Linked DNA regions of Homo sapiens: region 1 is linked to region 2. A link is an interaction called in ENCODE POLR2A ChIA-PET data of the cell type or tissue named here. Cell type or tissue: Panc1. All regions are shown on one strand. Each heading gives the region's core, and the rest is flanking DNA. Links, peaks and the distances in the headings are about the cores only.

The links. ChIA-PET counts read pairs that join two places held together with the same protein. Peaks named below come from ENCODE experiments on the same cell type or tissue, not always from the same donor. Only the 100,000 strongest peaks of a DNase experiment are listed, where the experiment ranks them.
Region 1: POLR2A ChIA-PET joins it to region 2 with 17 read pairs; 2 of 35 experiments call an interaction of 5 or more read pairs at or near these places.

What each region holds. Positions count from the first base shown.
Region 1 is chr12:89,422,301-89,432,001 of GRCh38, forward strand. All of the region lies in intron 9 of POC1B-DUSP6 (POC1B-DUSP6 readthrough), which reads right to left. POC1B (POC1 centriolar protein B) reads right to left here. Exons shown (of 12, transcript NM_172240.3): 11 at 2,861-3,079. LOC124902981 (a long non-coding RNA gene) reads left to right here. Exons shown (of 2, transcript XR_007063401.1): 2 at 2,406-2,486. LOC105369889 (a long non-coding RNA gene) reads left to right here and starts at 5,482. Exons shown (of 4, transcript NR_189732.1): 1 at 5,482-5,731. In Panc1, for the core only: no CTCF peak of the experiment used is centred there; no DNase peak of the experiment used is centred there.
Region 2 is chr12:89,275,660-89,285,360 of GRCh38, forward strand. It overlaps the pseudogene RNU7-120P. Among named protein-coding and RNA genes, the nearest start is that of DUSP6, 72 kb to the right of the region's middle. In Panc1, for the core only: no CTCF peak of the experiment used is centred there; no DNase peak of the experiment used is centred there.

The DNA.
Region 1 (9,701 bases), core at 1,098-9,097, 150 kb after region 2:
AGATGTACATCCCTAGACATTAAAATTTTCTTTCGCATGTCAAGAATTAATGTGTCACTTAAAGTCTCTCTTAATCTACAGGTACCCACCCTCTCCCTCTCTTTTCTTTACAATTTCTCTGTTGATAAGCTCAGGCCATCTGTCAAGCTCAGAAACTGCACACTCAGGGTGCAGCTCAGCCTGTTCTTCCATCTTCTGTACATTCTCTAAGTTGGCTATTGGATCCAAAGGCTTGATCAGGTTACATGCCTTGGAAAGACTACAGGTGGTGGCCTATTCTCTGATTAGAAGGCAGATTAATAATGTTTGGTCATTTCTCATGAATGTCATAGTGACTCAATGTCTATATCTATTAATTCCTGGAGTTTGCAAATGATGATATTCTAATTCTATTATTAAAACATTCTGTTAGTTGGGATAACTAATAAGTAAGAGACATTTTCCTCATCTACTATTTGGTTACCTAATGGTAGAGTTCATACAGGAAAGGCATGACACTTGCTTGGTATTTTAGTCAACCAGTTTTAAGATAAAAAAATGGAATCCCTATCATCTTTTGAATGCAACCAATTTTTAAAGATATTATTTAATAGCTTTTGCCTTCATATTTTATATTATCTATAGATCATTACTAATGAAAAATAATGGTGATGCTGTTAATACAGTCTACCATTTACTGAGTGCCTACTATGTGCCAAGCATTTTATTACACACTTTTTTTTGAGACAGGGTCTTAGTCTGTCACCCAGGCTGGAGTGTAATGGCTTGATCTTAGCTCCCTGCAACCTCTGCCTCGTGGGCTCAAGTGATCTTCCCACCTCGGTCTCCTGGGTAGCTGTGACCATAGGTGCGTGCCACCCTGCTCGGCTAATTAACTTGTTGTTGCTGTTGTTGTTGTTGTAGAAATGAGGTCTTAGCATTTTGGGAGGCCGAGCTGGGCGAATCGCTTGAGCCCAGGAGTTTTAGACGAGCCTAGGCAACATAGCGAGACACTGTCTCTAAATAATAAAGAATAAAAGAAGAAATGGGGTCTCACTATATTGCCCAGGTTGGTCTTGAACTCCTGGGCTCAAGCAATCCTTCTGCCTCGGCTGCCCAAAGTGCTGGGATTATAGGTGTGAGCCATTGTGCCCAGCCCTTCAGACACTTTTATACATTATCACAGTTCCAAATGCTAGAAGTTATTTATACATTTATTATTAACACCTTTAACACTGGTTAACTCCATCTGTCTACCATCTAAAACATAATTTCATTTAAATTTATTTCTAATTATAGTTCAGTAACGATAAACACCGTCCAACTTAGTTAGGTGATGTTAAGTCATCTGTAATTAAAGTAAATCAGAACACATTTATTTTACTTGCTGCTTGCCCACAGATTCACTGCTCCCCTTTTGCAAGTGTGTTGTGCCTGCTTCTAACCTTTTTAATATGTAAAATGAATCCATCCCCTAAAAATTAAAAATCATAGAGAAATTCAGTACAGCTTAAAGTGATTTATTTAGCTTTGAATCTGGTAAAAAGGAGGAGAAATAGGTCATGAAACTGAAAGAACAGGGAATGGAAGGATTCACTTCGGAGGGACCCTAATGAGAACTCAATGTTGAAAGGTAACAGTTGAGGTGAGGAAGTTATGGCAATATGGGAAACAAACCAACTACAACTAAATTTGACATGAAGGGAAGAGGGCAATGGCCTTTAAGGAAAAGAGATGTCTGATAAATATAGAGAAAGTCACGTCTAGTACAACATTACAAAATGAAAGTGAGTGATTTTTAATATGATTTTCATTGAGCAAATCATATGATGACTCCAAGTTCTCACATGGCTCTTTCTCACAATCTGTCAGATGCCTCCAAAGGCCCTGAGGTGATAACTACAGGATAAAAATATTCACTTAAATTAGTGGTTTTCAACACTGGCTGTAAAACAGAATCATATGTGGGTTCTTAAAAGACTGATGCTAGGGGCTTATCCCAGACCAATGGAAATGGACTCTCTGGAGGTGAAAACCAGGTATATGTACATTTTTTAGCTGCTCTAATGATTATAATGTACAGTCAGGGTTGAGAACCAGTTGGGTGATTTCTATGCAAAAGCTATTTCTATTTGAAATATTTTTCTGGACAAGCAATTGACATCTCTGTAGTTCATATTTTACCATCTTTTTATATAACTTGCTACTGTCCACTCTGACAAATATTAGTATTTAGTATTCTCATTCTACACATCAAAGAGGAAGAAGAGAAGACTTATTCAAAGGGAACAATGAATCAACAGAGTTGGAAGAGAAACCTTTGGTGTATGCATTTCAACATACCACTTCCCTTAAATTATGTCTGTACCTTGTAACCAAGAATTTTGGTATATTATTTAAGATGCATTGTATTTTTCTTTGCAAAGGTAAACTGGCCTCAAAAAAGTGGATAATATTCTAACATGGGAATGCAAAACCATCATGCCTGGAAGATCACTGCATCAAGGTAAGAGGCTTTGGGATAAGAGAAGTTAAATACTGGACAGTGAGAACATTTTCAAAGTAAAAAACTATAAACATTAGCAATATTTCATACTAACCAGAAATGGTTACTCCCAATACATTTTTCTTATGGCTCTAAATATTTTCTTACAAATGGCTTAAGCTGTGTGAGTGTGTGTGTGTGTGCACGTGTGCACACAAATGCATAGGCTCTGAGCTTATCTCTACAAGATCTTGTTTAGGGCATTGCCACCTTGAGTTTGCTTTGCTAGTATAGAGAAATCTCCCCTGCTCTGCTAGTTCTGCAACTTGCTGTATCCAGAATTGTTTTGTGTATTTTACCCCCAAGTGCAACTCATGCAACCTGTGTCATGCCCACCTGTGTCAAAACATTGAGTTGTTCCATAATATGCTCTAAAGCATCAGTCACAGCGAGAGGTATGCTCCTTTGACTTTCACAGGGGAGGTCACTCATGTCTTCTGTTTTCTTTTTCGTGGTTGTTGGCAAACATTCTGGTGACATTAAGGAAGGGTTCAAGAAATATCCACAGGCCTCTTCACCCTTGTCTGGCAGAGTCCTACCACTGGTTTCTGTTGTCTTTAATGTCACAGAAAATGTAGGAAGAGTTATATTTTCCAAACTTTAAAATGATATATATAAAAGTTTAAAATATTCCTCTTCTAAAAAGCCCAGGCTTACATTGAAGATTTATCCCCAACTATAATAAGTTATGGAAATTACTATAATTAAATAAGGAATTATTATAATTCTTATAATAAGGAAACAAAGCTAACAGTGAATAGAGACAATTTCCTTGACTTTCTTTTCAATGAAACACACTTTCCATACACTGATCTGAGGGATCTACCATTAAAAAGATTGTTAGATGCAGTTTAATTCTTAATTTAAAAACAATATTCACATCTATTAGGGTGACTATTATCAAAAAAATGAAAAATAACAAGTGTTGGTGAGAATGTGGAGAAACTGAAACACTTGTCCATTGCTAGTAGGAATGTAAAATGGTTCAGCTGCTTTGGAAAATAGTTTGGCTGTTAGTTACCCCCAAAATTAAACATAAAATTACCATATGATCCAGCAATTCTACTCCTACGTATACATCCAGGAGAACTCTGAAAGCAGGGACTCAACTGGATACTTGTACAGCAATGTTCATAGCAACATTATTCACAATAGCCAAAAGCTAGAAACAACGATAGATGAACGTATACACAAAATGTGGTATAAACATACAATGAAATATAATTCAGCCATAAAAAGGAATGGAATTCTGATACATGTTATAACATGGATACATCTTGAAAACATGCTAAGTAAAATGAGCCAGACACAAAAGGACAAAGACTATGTGACTGCACTTATATGAGGTGCCTAGAATAGGTAAATTCCTAGAGACAAAAAGTACAGTAGAGGTTACCAGGGGCTGGAGGTAGGGGTAATGGGGAGTTATTGCTCAATGAGTACAGAGTTTCTACTTGGAATGATGACAAAATTCTGGAAATAGATAGTGATGATGGTTATAAAACACTGAATACTGTGAATATACTTAATGCCAGTGAATTGTATACTTAAGAATGGTTAAAATGATAAATTTTACATTATGTATATGTTACCACAAGAGAAAAACAGAAAGTCCTCCATATGGCAATGAACAATCCAAAAATAAAATTAAGAAAATAATTCCATTTACAATGGAATAGCATAAAAAATATTTATGAAAAAAGTTAACAAAAGAAATGTAAGGCTGGGTGTGGTGGCTCAAGCCTGTAATCCCAGCACTTTGGGAGGCCAAGGTGGGCGGATCACCTGAGGCCAGGAGTTTGAGACCAGCCTGGCCAACATGGTGAAAGTCTCTACTAAAAATACAAAAATTAGCCAGGTGTGGTGGTACACGCCTGTAATCCCAGCTACTTGGGAGGCTGAGGCAAAAGAATCACTTGAACCTGGGAGACAGACGTTGCAGTGAGCCAAGATCACGCCACTTTACTCCAGCCTGGGTGACAGACCAAGGCCATGTTTCAAAAAAAAAAAAAAAGAAATGTAAGACTTGTGTACTGGAAACTATTATACAAACCATCATTGAAAGAAATAAAAGATCTAAACAAATAAACATCCCATATCCCAAATTTATGAATCAAAAACCTTAATATTATTAAGATGGCAATACTCCCCACATTGATATGCAGATTCAGTGCAAACCCTATCAAAATCCCATTTGTCTTTTTTGCAGAGGTTGATAAGCTGATCCTAAAACTCATATGGAAATGCAAGAAACCCATAACAGCTAAAATAATATTGATGAAAAAAATGTGAAGGACTCATACTTCCAAATTTCCAAACTTATTGTAAAACTATAGTAATTAAGACAGTGTGGCACTGACATAAGAATAGACATATAAATCAAAGAAACAAAACTGAGAGTGCAGAAATAAACCCTTCCATTTATGGTCAGTTGATTTTTGACAAGGTTGCCAAGACAATTTAATCTGGAAAGAATTATCTTTTTAACAAATGGCGTGAGGAAAACCCAATATCCACATTCAAAACAATGAATTTGGGTCTCTACCTCACACCATCTACAAAATTAACTCAAAATGGATCATAAAGGGCAGGGCATAGTGGTTCATGCCTGTAATCCCAAAGTGTTAAGAGACGAAAATGGGAGGATTGCTTGAGGCCAAGAGTTTGAGATCAGCCTGGGCAACATAAGGAGACCCCATCTCTACAAAAAATAAAAAAATAAAAAACTTAGACAGGCATGCTAGTGTGTGCCTGTAGTTCTAGCTACTCAGGAGGCTGAGGCTGGAGAATGGCTTGAGCCCAAGAGTTTGAGGCTGCAGTGAGCTATGATGGCACCACTGCACTCCAGCCTGGGCTACAGAGTGAGAAACTCTGTCTCTTAAAAACAAAACAAAACAAAACAAAACCACATCCTCAAAACGATCCTATTAGTATCACTTCGAGTTACTCAACTCCTTATGACAGAGAAAAGCTAAAACTGTACTGAAAACGTCCAGAAGAAAGGCTCCTAACAATCACAGATTCTGAAAGATCAAGTTAACATAAAGGATTTTTAATGCTATTCAGTCATACTTAGAAGCATCTATGGACCAACCACCTATTCATGCTCTGAGCTAAAGGAACTAGGAAGACAACATACAGCACTTATCTACATGGGTCTGCAGCTACTGAGCTGACAGCAAGGACTAAAATGGGAGCACTGTAGAGGTGAGTATGGAAATACAAAGGATTCTCTAAGAAATCTTGACTCATGATCATAGTCTACATTCCTGATCCTAGACCTCATTCACTGGGAACAAAATATGGATGTCCATGCTCCACAACCATCCTCACCCCCAAACAAATAGTTCCTGCTCAAAGAACAGGCTTTAAAAAACAAACCAACAAACAAACAAAAAACATTGCTTCTGCTCTGCCTGCAATGGCTTTCTCTGCCATCCTAGCATGACTGCATCCTTCTTGACCTCCAAATTTCAGCTTAACTGTCCCATCTTCAGAAATGCAGTCCCTGCCCTGACTACCCTACTGAAGCTGGACCTTTCATTCTCCAGCATGGCATCCTGATGCTTTCCTCTGTAACTGACCAGAATTTGTATTTATGTATTTGCTGCTTGTCTATTGTCTGTCTCCCTCACTAGACTACTATGTTTACTCTTCTCATCACTGTATCCCTTGGATCATTTCTAGTACTTAGCAGAAGCTTGAATATTTTAGAAAATGTTAACCACTTGTATACAGATTTTTTTTTTTGAGATGGAGTCTCATTCTGTTGCCCAGGCTGGAGTGCAGTGGCGCAATCTCAGCTCACTGCAAGCTCTGCTTCCTGGGTTCACACCATTCTCCTGCCTCAGCCTCCCGAGTAGCTGGGACTACAGGTGCCCACCACCACCTCCAGCTACTTTTTTGTATTTTCAGTAGAGACGGGGTTTCACCATGTTAGCCAGGATGGTCTCGATCTCCTGACCTCGTGATCTGCCCGCCTCGGCCTCCCAAAGTGCTGGGATTACAGGAGTGAGCCACTGAGCCCGGCTGTATGCAGATTTTATTATTGCTCTCACAGGTGGAAACCAAATTATCTATAACCAAGACAGTTTTTTTGAAAAAATATGGATCACAACATATCTAAGTATGTACATACATGGCCACAAATATTATTAATCATATTGTAATAACAGCTTCAGACCTTCTTGGAAAAAGGCCCCAATCATTCATTGAACTCTGGAGGTTTGCAGTCAAGGTCGTTAGTATAGAAAGGACAATAGGAAAATTGGCAAAGATGATTTAAGACCATAGACAATCTAAGCAATAAAAGAGCTCCAATAGGTTTTCTTGTTTGGCACAAGCAAAAAATATATTATTATCATATGACATATGGAAATGAAAGAAAAAAGGGAAAAGCATATGTGCAGAGAGAAAAAAGGGTGCCAGCTCTCCATCCTACAACATTAGCCAACTGACATCTCTCTTTGTCTCTCAAAGGTATTGAAACCTAGGTATTAGCAGATAGCTTTCTACCAACTAACCCTGTCTTTACATCCTGTTTGTACAGGAGAAAAGTGAGATGCACAGCATGGGGGAGGTTCAATACATTCCATTCATAAGTATTTTTTAAAAAGGTACAAAGGGAAAAACATGGTGTTTAAGATTCCTGGCTGATAGAAGTCCAGCAAGTGAGTCTGTAGTACCTGCTTCTCTCAGCACATTGAGATACTCTCCTATTTCAAAGGTGCTAATATTCAGTTCTGAGTAAATACTTACTGAGCATCTATCTATACATACTATCATACAATGATAAATGTACGTATGGTATGATGCCCGCTCTCAAGGATTCCCTGTTGCGATGAGAGAATTCAGACCAGGCAGGGCCCAAATCCCCCACAATGCCTGGCTCATCTCTGGCACTGCTGAATGAGCAGGAAATAAACAAGCAGACAGAACATAAGCAAACACATGATTGCAAGACTGCAGAAAAAACAAATGCTTTGGTAGTTCATAAAAAGAAGAAATTATATCATGTTCTCATTTCCCACCTCTTACTTCTATTGCTAACATTGTGTGATACAGTGAAGCAATAGTAATACAATCATTGATTGATCCTACAAATAAGGACCTCCTATGGTAGGCATTAGAGCTATAGCAAAGAACAAGTCAGACATGGTATCTTCCTTCATGGAGCTTACAATACTCTGGGGAAGTACTTTATCAAAAAGGATGGCAGGGCAATCACTATTCTTAAGTTCTTCTTTGGATAACCCCATGGTTGCCATCTTGAAGATGGGAAATGCAGCCTCACCAAGGGCAAAGAATGAATCTAAGGGCTGAGAAATCCTTATCTATATAGGTCAAAAGGACTCACTTTTCACCTGAACAAATGAAATGGAGTAAAAGATACAGATCTGACTGATGCAAAGAACTACGAAAGTCCTGAGAACTGAATACAAAACATATCACATCCTGGGGACAAATGACTCTTAAAAGGTTCTTTAAATACCATGGTTAATTCTAATGCATACATCTTCATTTGTCACTTATTTTTGAGGATGAATTATTTTAATGCATCAATGAAAACTGAAAATTTTCGCATTGCCAAACACATTTTTATTAGAAAATTAACCATTCAACAACATAACCATGGTCCACACATCTAAACTATTATTATTTACATAATTAACAAAGGAATATTCAAGATACTGTGGTGCTCAACTACGTGCGAAAGTTCATACATTATATCTACTCCCCTTCCTCCTTTCCTCTTCTCTCCTTCTACCACCACCCTTTCCACCACCCACCCTCTGGGCTGGCGAGTCAGAATTAATCACTAGTGCCATTTCACTCCCACAAGACTTCGTGCCATCAGTAGAGGATTTCTCACTCCTTATTATATTTGTGTTTACATATCCGTATTCCCCATTAGATTATGAACCCCTCATGTGGGGTCAGTAACTTTATCATCTCAGGTGCTTGGCATAGCACATGAGACACAGACAAAGCTCCACATTGGTTGAACTGAATTTAATGGACTGTCCTGCATCAGCTGAGCCAATCACAAAAAATTAAATATTAGCAATTTGATAGTATTTGAAGAGAAATATTACCCCCCAAAGTTAAACTAATGCCATTTTCTATTAAAAATTACAATCTTAAATGCCTTCTCAGAGGTACAGTGAGGAAGCAATGTAAGCATATATTATCTAACTTCAAATCACTGGTAGATTTTTATCCCCTAAAGGCATACTTGATAGCTTCTGGCTGAATAACAGATGGATTTTTCTAACAAATGTGAGTGCAAAAGTAGGCATTTCACATGTAAAGATAATCAGTGACTTGAACTTTAGATATACATTCAATCAGTTGGTTAAAATAAGTTAGTTTTGGTTTACAACTAACATTTCTACTCTTGGTTTAATTCTGTAAGTAGAGAAGAAAACAGATAAAAGGCAGAAAATATCTAAGCCAAAGTGTTTCCCATTATTGAAGGTTCTAAAATAGACTTGGGAAGGTCATTTGTCAGAGATATTGTGAAAGATATACAAACATCAAATCAGGAAATTCAATTGAATGCCTTTTAAAGCCCTTTTTATTCCTGATGTTCTGAGATTTTTAAATCACTACACACACACACACACACACACGCACATGCACACACACACGTATGTATAAAACGTCTGCCTGAAATAGACTAGAATAACAACAAAAAAAGCCTTTTGCCTTGGACAAAAATAAAAGCAAATATTTTTCAAAGAAAGACTATATCATTTATTTTCAATGATAAAATTTAGAGTAGGGATTGGAAACTTCAATAATCTCTACATAAGATCTAAGATAATGAATATATGCCAATTGTTCAAGCAAAATTATTTTATTTAGCACCTATGTGCCAGGCAAAATTCCAGGTGCCAGAGATACAGGACTGTGTTCATTTCCTACTGCTGCTGTAACAAATTACCACAAACTTAGTGGTTTAAAACAACATAGATTTATTATCTTATAGTTTTGGAGATTGCAAGTCCAAAACAGGATTAACGGGGCTAAAAACAAGGTGTCAGTAAGCTGCATTCCTTCTGAAGGCTCTAGGAGAGAATCCATTCCTTGCCTTTCCAGCTTCTAGAGGCTGTCCACATTCCTTAGCCCATGGCTGCATCACTCCAATAACTGCTTTAATTGTTATATCTTCTCT
Region 2 (9,701 bases), core at 1,232-9,231:
TAATCCCAATACTTTGGGAGGCCAAGTTGAGAGAATCACTGAGGACAGGAGTTCGAGACCAGCCTGGGCAACATAGCAAAACCCCATGTCTACAAAAATAATAATAATAATAATAATAATAATAATAATAATAAAAACAAAAGAAGAATTTCAAATAACATGTGCCAAGTGCAATGATGGCTTAACCTTCCAGTGGGTATAGTGAGGCCAGAGTAGAAAGTAGCTAATTTAATCTGGGAACCCTTCCTGGATGAGGGAATGCCTAAAGTAAGTCTTCAAGAATGAGTAGATGGCAAAGTTCTGGTGGAATCTTTGGAATCTTTTAGTCAAAAGAGATTTCGCCCAAAAGGTTAGCAAGTAAAATCCTCTCCAGGTGTCCTAACTGATTTAGTATCAATAATAACAATAATCAACCATCAGATTAAAAGATTTGATGATATCCATTGAAACAAGAAAATCATTTTGTCTAATTTTGAACGAGCTGTTGCCCAGTGATTGACATGAATGTATTTCAGTTGGAAAGTATTGCCCAAATAATTGAAGAAGAAAAAAGTCACTGGAAAACAGGTAATAAGATTCACATCTTAGAGTATTTGGAAAAGGAAAGAATATGCAAAAGAAGCTAGCTTCTAAGTGGAAAAATATGAAATAACTAATGACATGTTACCTGTGACCCTGCAAGTGAACTGGATCCTCTTTAAGGGCAGCGGATGTTTCTTACACTTTTTGTAGCTCCAGCTCCTAAAGTAGTGCTTGGCAATAAAGGTCTAATTAATTAACACCTGAACAAATAGAGTTGAAATACTGGCTTTTTAAAAATAGGAAATGATAAAGTCATCTTTGAAATAAGCATAATAATTACCAACTTTTTTAAAGCACTTATTGCAAAGCCAAGCACTGCATTAAGACTGCACATGGATTATCACAATTTAGTCTTGTAAGGTCAGTCCTACTTTTATTCTCACTTTGCAGATTTGTTCACTGATTTAACAAATATTTATTAGAGAACTAATACTTTCCAGGCATTGTTCTGGGAGCTGTGGGCAGAGCAGTGAACAAAGGAGACTAAGTACCTGCTCTCACGGAGGTTGCTTCTAGTAAGGGAGACAAACAGTTAATAAGACAGTAAAACATTAGAATGTAATGTAATGTAATATAATATAGAATAATAATATAACATAATATAATAATATAATATGATAAATATAATATGAGTAACCCTCAGGGAAAGTGTTGGGCTATGATTGAGTCTGAAGAAAGTTCTCAACCAACCCCACAGGGAGCTCTCCAACTAGGATGGCCCTTCAGAGCTACCCAGATGGTTCCAGTCATGTGGACCTTTTTACCTCTGGAGTGACCAGACTTTGGATGCAGGCTGTGCTGGCAAGAGTACATGACCTTTCATGAGGTAGCTCTCTTCATCCAAAGGCAATTCCCAAAGAGGGCTAACAGACGAGGGCTGTCATTTGGCAACACTCCTAGCAGCTAGAGATAAGTCCTTCAGTCTTAACTATTGTGCTATGATTCATCATCAGTCTCTTGCCTACTAGAATGTAAGCTCCACGAGGGCAAATTTTTTCCCTGATGCATCTCAGGTGCCTAAAACAGAGTACCTGCACTTGACAAGCACTTCATAGGTGTCTGTTAAATTAAGGAATTAATGGCAATATATTATTCTATTATAGAACATACATCTAAACCAAAAGTTTCTAAAGGATGAGGTCACGATGGAATAGAATACGTTTTAATAATTTGTATTCATTATTGGCACAAAACTTTTCAAAATATGATTCTTTTTAAAGTCCTGCGTTAAAATTGTGATTAGTGATTTAAAAGTCTGTTTATAAGTTTAGTTTAATAGGCAATGTTAATGGCCATTGTAATGGGCTAAATTTTCTGCCCCCATCCCCCGCCCACAAATTTGCATGTTAACATTTTAATCCTCAGTAACTCAGAATGAAAACATATTTGGAAATAAGGTTTTAAGGAGTTAATTACGTTAAAATAAGGTCTTTAGAATGGGCCCTAATCCGATATGACTGGTTTCCTTATAAAGAGGAAATTTGGACACAGACATGCATGCACACAGAGGAAAGACCACATGAAGACAGAGGGTGACAGTGGCCATCTACAATCCAGGAAGAGAAGCCACAGAAGAAAAAATCATGCTGACAACATGATCTCAGACTTCCAGCCTCCAGAACTGTAAGGAAATAAATTTCTTTTGTTTAAACCACCCAGTCTGTGGCACCTTGTTATAGCAGCCCCAGCAAACACACAGAGCTATCATAGCTGAAAGAGGTAAGTACCAAAGCCACAGAATACTCAATATAAATAGAAACTTGGAGTGAGGACCCTCATTAACAATTGTGTGAATCCACATGCTCAATAATATTCTTGATCAATGAAAAAAAAGTTATGTTAATTCTTAATAGATCTGGCTCGCTCATTGCTTTTCTCTTGTCACATGGCAAAGTAAGCAAAAAGCCACCTCTACGATGGAATTGTACATTTGTTCTTACATTATTAGGTTTTTTAAATCTGCAGTTTCTCTGCAAGAGCCATTTTCTAGCTACTTGTCTATGTGGTGAGCATACATTTCGTTAAAACGAGATAGTGTAATCTGTAAAGCCACTTACTAAGCCCTACTTTGAAACTCTGAAAGCCAATAAAAAGGTGGAACTAATGGTCCCCTCCCTACCTCCACCTTGTGGAACTCCATTTCCCTCTCAGGCAAACTCCCACACTGTTCAAGATACAAGACAGTCTAAAATACAGACCTACAAAGAGTGCTGGGGTATGTCAGCACTAGGCCGTTCCATACGTGCTAGGAAGCTTAATCTCTTTCTTACATTTTCAGACAAAAATAAATAATATAATAGTTCTGGTATTTTCTCTCTAGACCCCAGATGATTGTCTGTAGCCAATCTCTGAGATGCATGAACCCCAATCTTGGAAACCAGTCTACTTGAATAAATAAGGAAAACAGCTGTTTCTTGAATTATTTCATAGACAAAAGCCATCTCTACCCTTGTTCTATTATGTGTAGAATTATCGAGGCCCTAAGTGATTTGCCACTCTTTGAAATGCCTCTTAAACAGTAAATGCCAGCCCTCACACTCCTTATTCAACGGCATTCACTGTCCTGCGGGTTGTACCACCTGATTGCCCAGAAGCATGCCCCTCTCTAGCAAGGACAAAATTGTGAAATCACTCAGCATTTCCGAAAGGAAATCTAGGGTCGAGTTTTATTCTTTGGTATTTGCATCTCTGAGTTAAACCCAGAGGATGCACAATTTAGAAGCGATATAATTGAATTTCCTTTCACCAGCCTGCCGGGGCTTGTTGTCTGTCACTCATCAAAGCCAATGTCTTTGTAAAAGGTTTTGAGAATCACATCTTAATGTCACTGAGCAGATAACATATTAACTGTTAATTGACACAGGAAAATGCCCCGGGGTTGTGTTCCTGTCTTTGTTGGGGGATGATAAGTGAGTTATTATTCATCAGTGCCATTTTTCTTATAGTTTTTAGTGAGGTTATAGTCTGAACTCCCCTTGCCCCCAAGCGTTGGTTTGGGTCATAGTGTCTCTGTTTGTACTAAGATTCGTTTGTTATTAAGTTATAATAGTATCTTTCAGAGTTTAAATGATTTTTAAACTGATTTTCCCTTGGGTAATGGTGCTTTGTTTTGTTTTAATCATACCAACAAAATTTCCTGGGAGGATATTATTTTTTTTCTCAGAATGTTTTTTAAATTTTAGATTCAGGAGGTACATTTGTAGGTTTATTACATAGATACGTTGTGTAATGCTGGGTATAGGCTTTTATTTAACCAATCACCCAAATAGTAAACGTAGTACCCAATAAGTAGTTTTCCAACCCTTTCCCCCTCCACTGTTTTTCGAGTCCCCAGTGTCTGTTTTCATTTTTATGCTCATGTGTACTGATTGTTTAGCTCCCTCTTACAAGTTAGAACGTGCGGTATTTGATTTTCTGTTCCTGCATTAATTCACTTAAAATAATGGCCTTCAGCTGCAACCATGATGCTGCAAAGGACATGATTTTATTCTTTTTTATTGCTGCATAGTACTCCATGGTGTATATATAGCACATTTTTAAAAATTCAGTTCACCAGTAATGGGAACCACAACAAAACAAAGATGTCCACTCTTATTCAACATAGTACTGGAAGTCCTAGCCAGAGCAATCTGGCAAGAGAAAGAGATGAAAGACATCCAAATAGGAAAAGAGAAAGTCAATTTATCCCTATTCTCTGGCAATATGATTCTATATCTAAAAAACCCTAAAGATTCCTCCAAAAGACTCCTAGTTGTCACAAACAATTTCAGCAAAGTTCCAGGATACAAAATCACTTTTTTCTTAGAATTAAAAAAGAATTAAGATAAAAAGTGTTTAGGTACTTAGGTCTAAATATTTGTATTTCTTCAAATTGTCTTCCATTCATTAAGGTCCTCATATTCATATATAATGTTAAGTAAAATGCACATACACCATTTTGTTTTTAGTTTTTTTCAACTCAATATCATTTTATGTAAGCATCAGTCAACTAAGAACTTGGGTGACTTTTAGTTTCCTATTTTTAAAATGGAAAGAATAACATCTACCACTTATGATTATTTTGTGGATTAAATTATGTTAACATTGATGAAATCACCCAACAAAATAAACTCAGTGAAATCTGAGTTTAATGTCAGTGTACTGATAGAGCCCACAACATTGTAATTTTTAAAAAGTAATTCCCACATTTTGAGACGGTTTATTTAGCTAGTTCATCATCAGTGTCTAAAAGGGAAATTGCTAAACACAATTAGTGCATTCATAAATTGTATTCCACATGCTTCTGAAAAGGATAAGTAACTAAAATTTGTCACTTCTCTTATTAATTTGTTGATTAAAAACACAAAAACATATTTATACAGTGCTTTGCCATTTGAAAATTTCTTCCATTCACCTATATGAATCTGTTATAAACTTCATAAGGTTGATAGATATTATTATCCACCCTTTATAGATGAGAAAATAATTGAGCTTCAGAAAAGTAAATAACTTGCTCACAGTTTGTGTTACATTTAAGTCTTCGCATTCCAAATGCAGCATTCTTTTCACCATAGCATACAACCTGGACACATTGCTCACAAGAAATAATTGAATTTTGGGGTTCTGTTTATTTTTGTGAGTTTAATAGGTTTTCAAAGACGCTATAACTTTTTTAATGTGTATTTTGTTATTTGCAAACAAAGCTGTATGATTTACCATATGTGAGCCTACTGAATTTTCTGTTATGTAAACTGTCTATTCACATCCTTTGAATAGACAGGAAGTAGAATCTTTCACCACATCCTCTTTAGCCTGCTTCTTTGCCCTTACAACAAACAAAATTCATTCCATCGTGCTCAGCTGACTGACAATAACACTTCAATGAAATAAGCTTGTTGGAAAAGGCCTTTTTCATAAAGGTAAGACATGCAACAAAAGTTATGAGAACCAATTCAACTAGAAACCTTTAGTGTACCCTGAATCCCACAGATAAATGACCCTCAGCGTTCAGCTCTTTGGAAAGCAGGATGTTTCTGTCTGTACATACGCAAAGTCCACCAACTTTAGTCCTATTTCTGACCATTTCAGCACTGTTCTGGATACCAAAACAGGGTTCCCATGTGTCTTTCAGAGAGGGAATTTCCTAGAACAGCAGCTGGCCTCCACTACCCCAGACTGCCCACACTCCCAGGGTTTGTCTAGAGCCCATCTGGCCTTTGAGTTGGGGGGGTCAGAGGGGGTTGGGCAGGGGTATAGTTCCCCAGGGCATTCATTCCATACAGTCTGTCTCAGCGAGGGACTTTTTATTGTTTGCTCCCAACCTGCAAGCCCTGCCAACTTCAGCATTAAAGCAGTTAGGCACAGTGATGTTTCCCAAAGGGAAAAGAAGGAAAAACTTTATCAAGAAAATTGCTCTCTTTTTAAACTCCTGACCTTATTAAACATTGGAGAGAACAAAAACTGCTGACAGTCTTAAATATGTTGAGTACAATAAGCCAAAATTAGTTCTCAGAGCTAAATCTTGGCTGTCTAACTTAAATGATTTAGTCACCATCTTTTGGAAAGGACAATATGAACAACAGAGTTTTCAATAGATCACTGAGACCCAAAAAGAAAGGCGGACTGGAGTGCAGTGGCGCGATCACGGCCCATTGCAGCCTCAACCTCCCAGGCTCAGGTCATCCTCCCACCTCAGCCTACCAGGTCACTGGGACTACAGGTGCACACCACCACACCTGGCTAATTTTTGTATTTTTTGTAGAGAAAAGGTTTCGCCTTGTTGCCCAGGCTGGTCTCAAACTCCTGGGCTCAAGTAACCCACCCTCTTGAGCCTTCCAAAGTGCTGGGATTACAGGTGTGAGCCACTGCACCCAACCCTAAATTATTTCTTAATTGATATTGGTTTACTGCCTTTTACCATGAGCTGATATGCATAATCTTATCTGGCTCTCATAAGAAATTGTCTGGGAAAATATGATTCCTCGCTATTTTTTTTTCCCATGGGGAGTTTTCTAGTTAAAAAACAGAAAACCTGTTAGATAAATTTTAAAAGAGCTGTAACACTTCTCCATTCTTTTAAATGAAAACAACAGAGGTTCAGAAAAAAAGTTAAGATGGTTTTCCTATGGTCACAAACTAGTGGCAGATCAAAGACTGGAAACCAGTCATATTGCTCTTATGTTGGTATTCTACTTCATCTTCTACCTACCAAAGGGAAAAATGTTAAATATATGTGTGAATATGTATCTTGCATCTATAAAACCTCCATCATAGTAGTAGATTATTCTGTATGAGTAGTTTTTTGTCACCTTAACACTTTATTAGCTTTTGCTATTCTCATTTGAATCTCTTTTTTAAATGTTTTGTTTCTCCAGGCCTATTAACACCATTTCAGAATGCTAATATCACCCAATGAAAAACACTCATGTTTTTTAATTAAACAGCTAATTTGATTATAAATCTAACAGCATAGTCGTGATTGATGAATATTATGGTTACATGAGGGTTTTACGTGGTTAATGCGCACTAAGCAAAACATACCCATCATTGCTAATTGAACTAAGCATTAATTATAAAAAATAAAATTTCAGGAATCATTTTTCCATTTAATTGTCATAGTTCTATTTTTAAACTTTTCCCTGTTTTACTTTAAGTGCAATTTTTTCAGTTGTCCTTTGTTGCTTTTTCCATCTCTATATGAAAATCTAAAGAAAATACAAAGGTAAGTATTTTCACCTTAGAAATTACAACAATTTTGTTCCATCCTCTAGCATTCACATTTTGCTCTTTCCTGTTTAAGTTGGATGACTTCTCACTTAGAGGAACTGAATGTATTCCACTGAGTTCTTTAGCTCACATTCTCCACCATGTGTGGTGAATTAAGTCCCAGCAGTATGGAGGAGTTTTCATTTAAACTACTGCACTTCCTGGGAAACAGTGGGGCTTACCTCTAGTTTCTAAACACTGTTAGAACTTGATGAGTACCATTTCTTCTCAATACTCTCAGCATAGAACGCATTCATGTTAGATACAACCCCATCTCTTTCTAATTTGGCAACGAATCACTCTCTTAAGAAACCGCACTGTTTTTATTAAAGATCTCAGTGATTTCTACCCATCATAGGATTGTCTTTATTTTCTGTAAATGCTTTCATGCAAATATGCACCCAGATTTTAAAGTGGGTGCATCATTCAGAAAAGCCTATATAAAATTACCTTTAGCAAAGTAAAATGGGAACACAAAACAGATGACTGGAAGACAATCATGAAAAAAATGATAAGATGGTGAAAAAATATTTTACACATATTTTAATGGAGATTTTGTTCTTGTTGGTAGTATAAAAAAAGTCAAAATCAATCTTCAAAATATAATAAGTAATACAATACTTTGTGGTTCTTTTTGAGAAATGTTCCTTAAATCTGATTATTGAAAAAGTATTTTTTCTTTAGGTTTTTAGACATCTATTAAAATGTGCCTGAGATAAACTAATGGTTGTTAGGTTACACATAAAGGAAGAACGTATGTAATTTATATTAGAGAAGGATACAAAATTTTTTACAATAAAAACTTCATTAAGGCCTGGCATGGTTGTTCATGCCTGCAATCCTAGCACTTTGGGAGGCCGAGGCAGGCAGATCACTTGAAGGCAGGAGTTCAAGACCAGCCTGGCCAACCTGGTGAAACCCCACCCTACTAAAAATACAAAATTAGCTGGGCATGGTGGCGCATGCCTATAGTCCCAGCTACTAGGGAGGCTGAGGTAGGAGAATCATTTGAACCCAGGAGGCAGAGGGGTTGCAGTGAGCTGAGATCACTCCATTGCACTCCAGCCTGGGCAACAAAGCGAGACTCCATCTCGAAAAAAAAAAAAAAAAAACTTCATTAATATGGATTTTCCTCTTTGACTATATGTAGCTATTCATCCGTGAGATATTAGCAGTTAACAATTTGCCAATAATTTTAAGTCATGCTACAGGGGATATGTATCCCTACTTAAAAATTCAAACCATGTTCAAAGCTTTGGATTTTTTAAATATTTATATTTATCTATATGTCATTGTATTTGTTACTTTTTTGCTTTTTATTTTTATACAGAAGAGTATTGCTCATCACAATTGAGCTTCTGTGAATTACAGCTGCTGCAACATAACCACCACATTTTGTTAACACTTTATCTTATATGTGTATGTTTTCAAGCAAAATTACTTTTCTGTTAAAATCATAAAATTTCAATAAATCTTCACCTTAAAGAGTTTCAGTTATAAAAGGTCTATTGTACTTGGTTTAAAATAGCAAGATATCAAAGAAGAATAAAGCCAAAATAGGAGAAAAGATTTCCTTGTTACATAATTCCAAAAAAAGCCAAGTATCTCAGCTCAATTATAATTGCATGCATTCCTAACACTTAGGTTAAAAATCATTTTAATAAAAAGGTCAAATTTGGACTGATTTTCCCAAGCAGTGACAGACCAATGATGGCTTTTACTCCATCATACATGACTGATACACACACACAGAAAAAAATGCATTCAATACAGCTGATCTGAAAAAGGTCTTTCCAGAATAAATGTTTGCAAGAAGCTAAAAGAATTGGGCTTCTTGAAAGGCCCTATTGCTCGCTATGGTCCAGCAACACTGGCCTTCCATTTATTCCTCAGACAGACCAACAGTCCCCCACACAGTCATGCACAAAATCTATTTTCTCTTTCTACCATGCTCTTGTCACCTCTTTCACTCAACCGGGGCCTTCTCTTTCTTCAAACTTACACATCATCTTGTCCAGAGGGCTTTCCACACCAACTAGTTAAAGCAGGTCCCCTGTTAGTCTCTCTCAAAACACTTTTTTTAGTAGTATTTGCCATAATGCATATATTCAGTATCACATAGAATTGAAGATGCCAGCAATTGTTAAACAAGCCACTATATGACACACCAAAAGAAAAAAGGGGGTGTCAATAAAGCTATAACACTCTTTCAATTTTAGGATGTATACTGATGTCAGAGACATTAAAATATAGGGGGAAAATATGTGCCTTAGAATCAATGGAACACTGTATAAGGATCTGTGTCCCCCCTTTGATCAAAAATGTCACACATGAGAACAGAGACTGTATCTATACTATTTCTTCTGCAGGCTTAA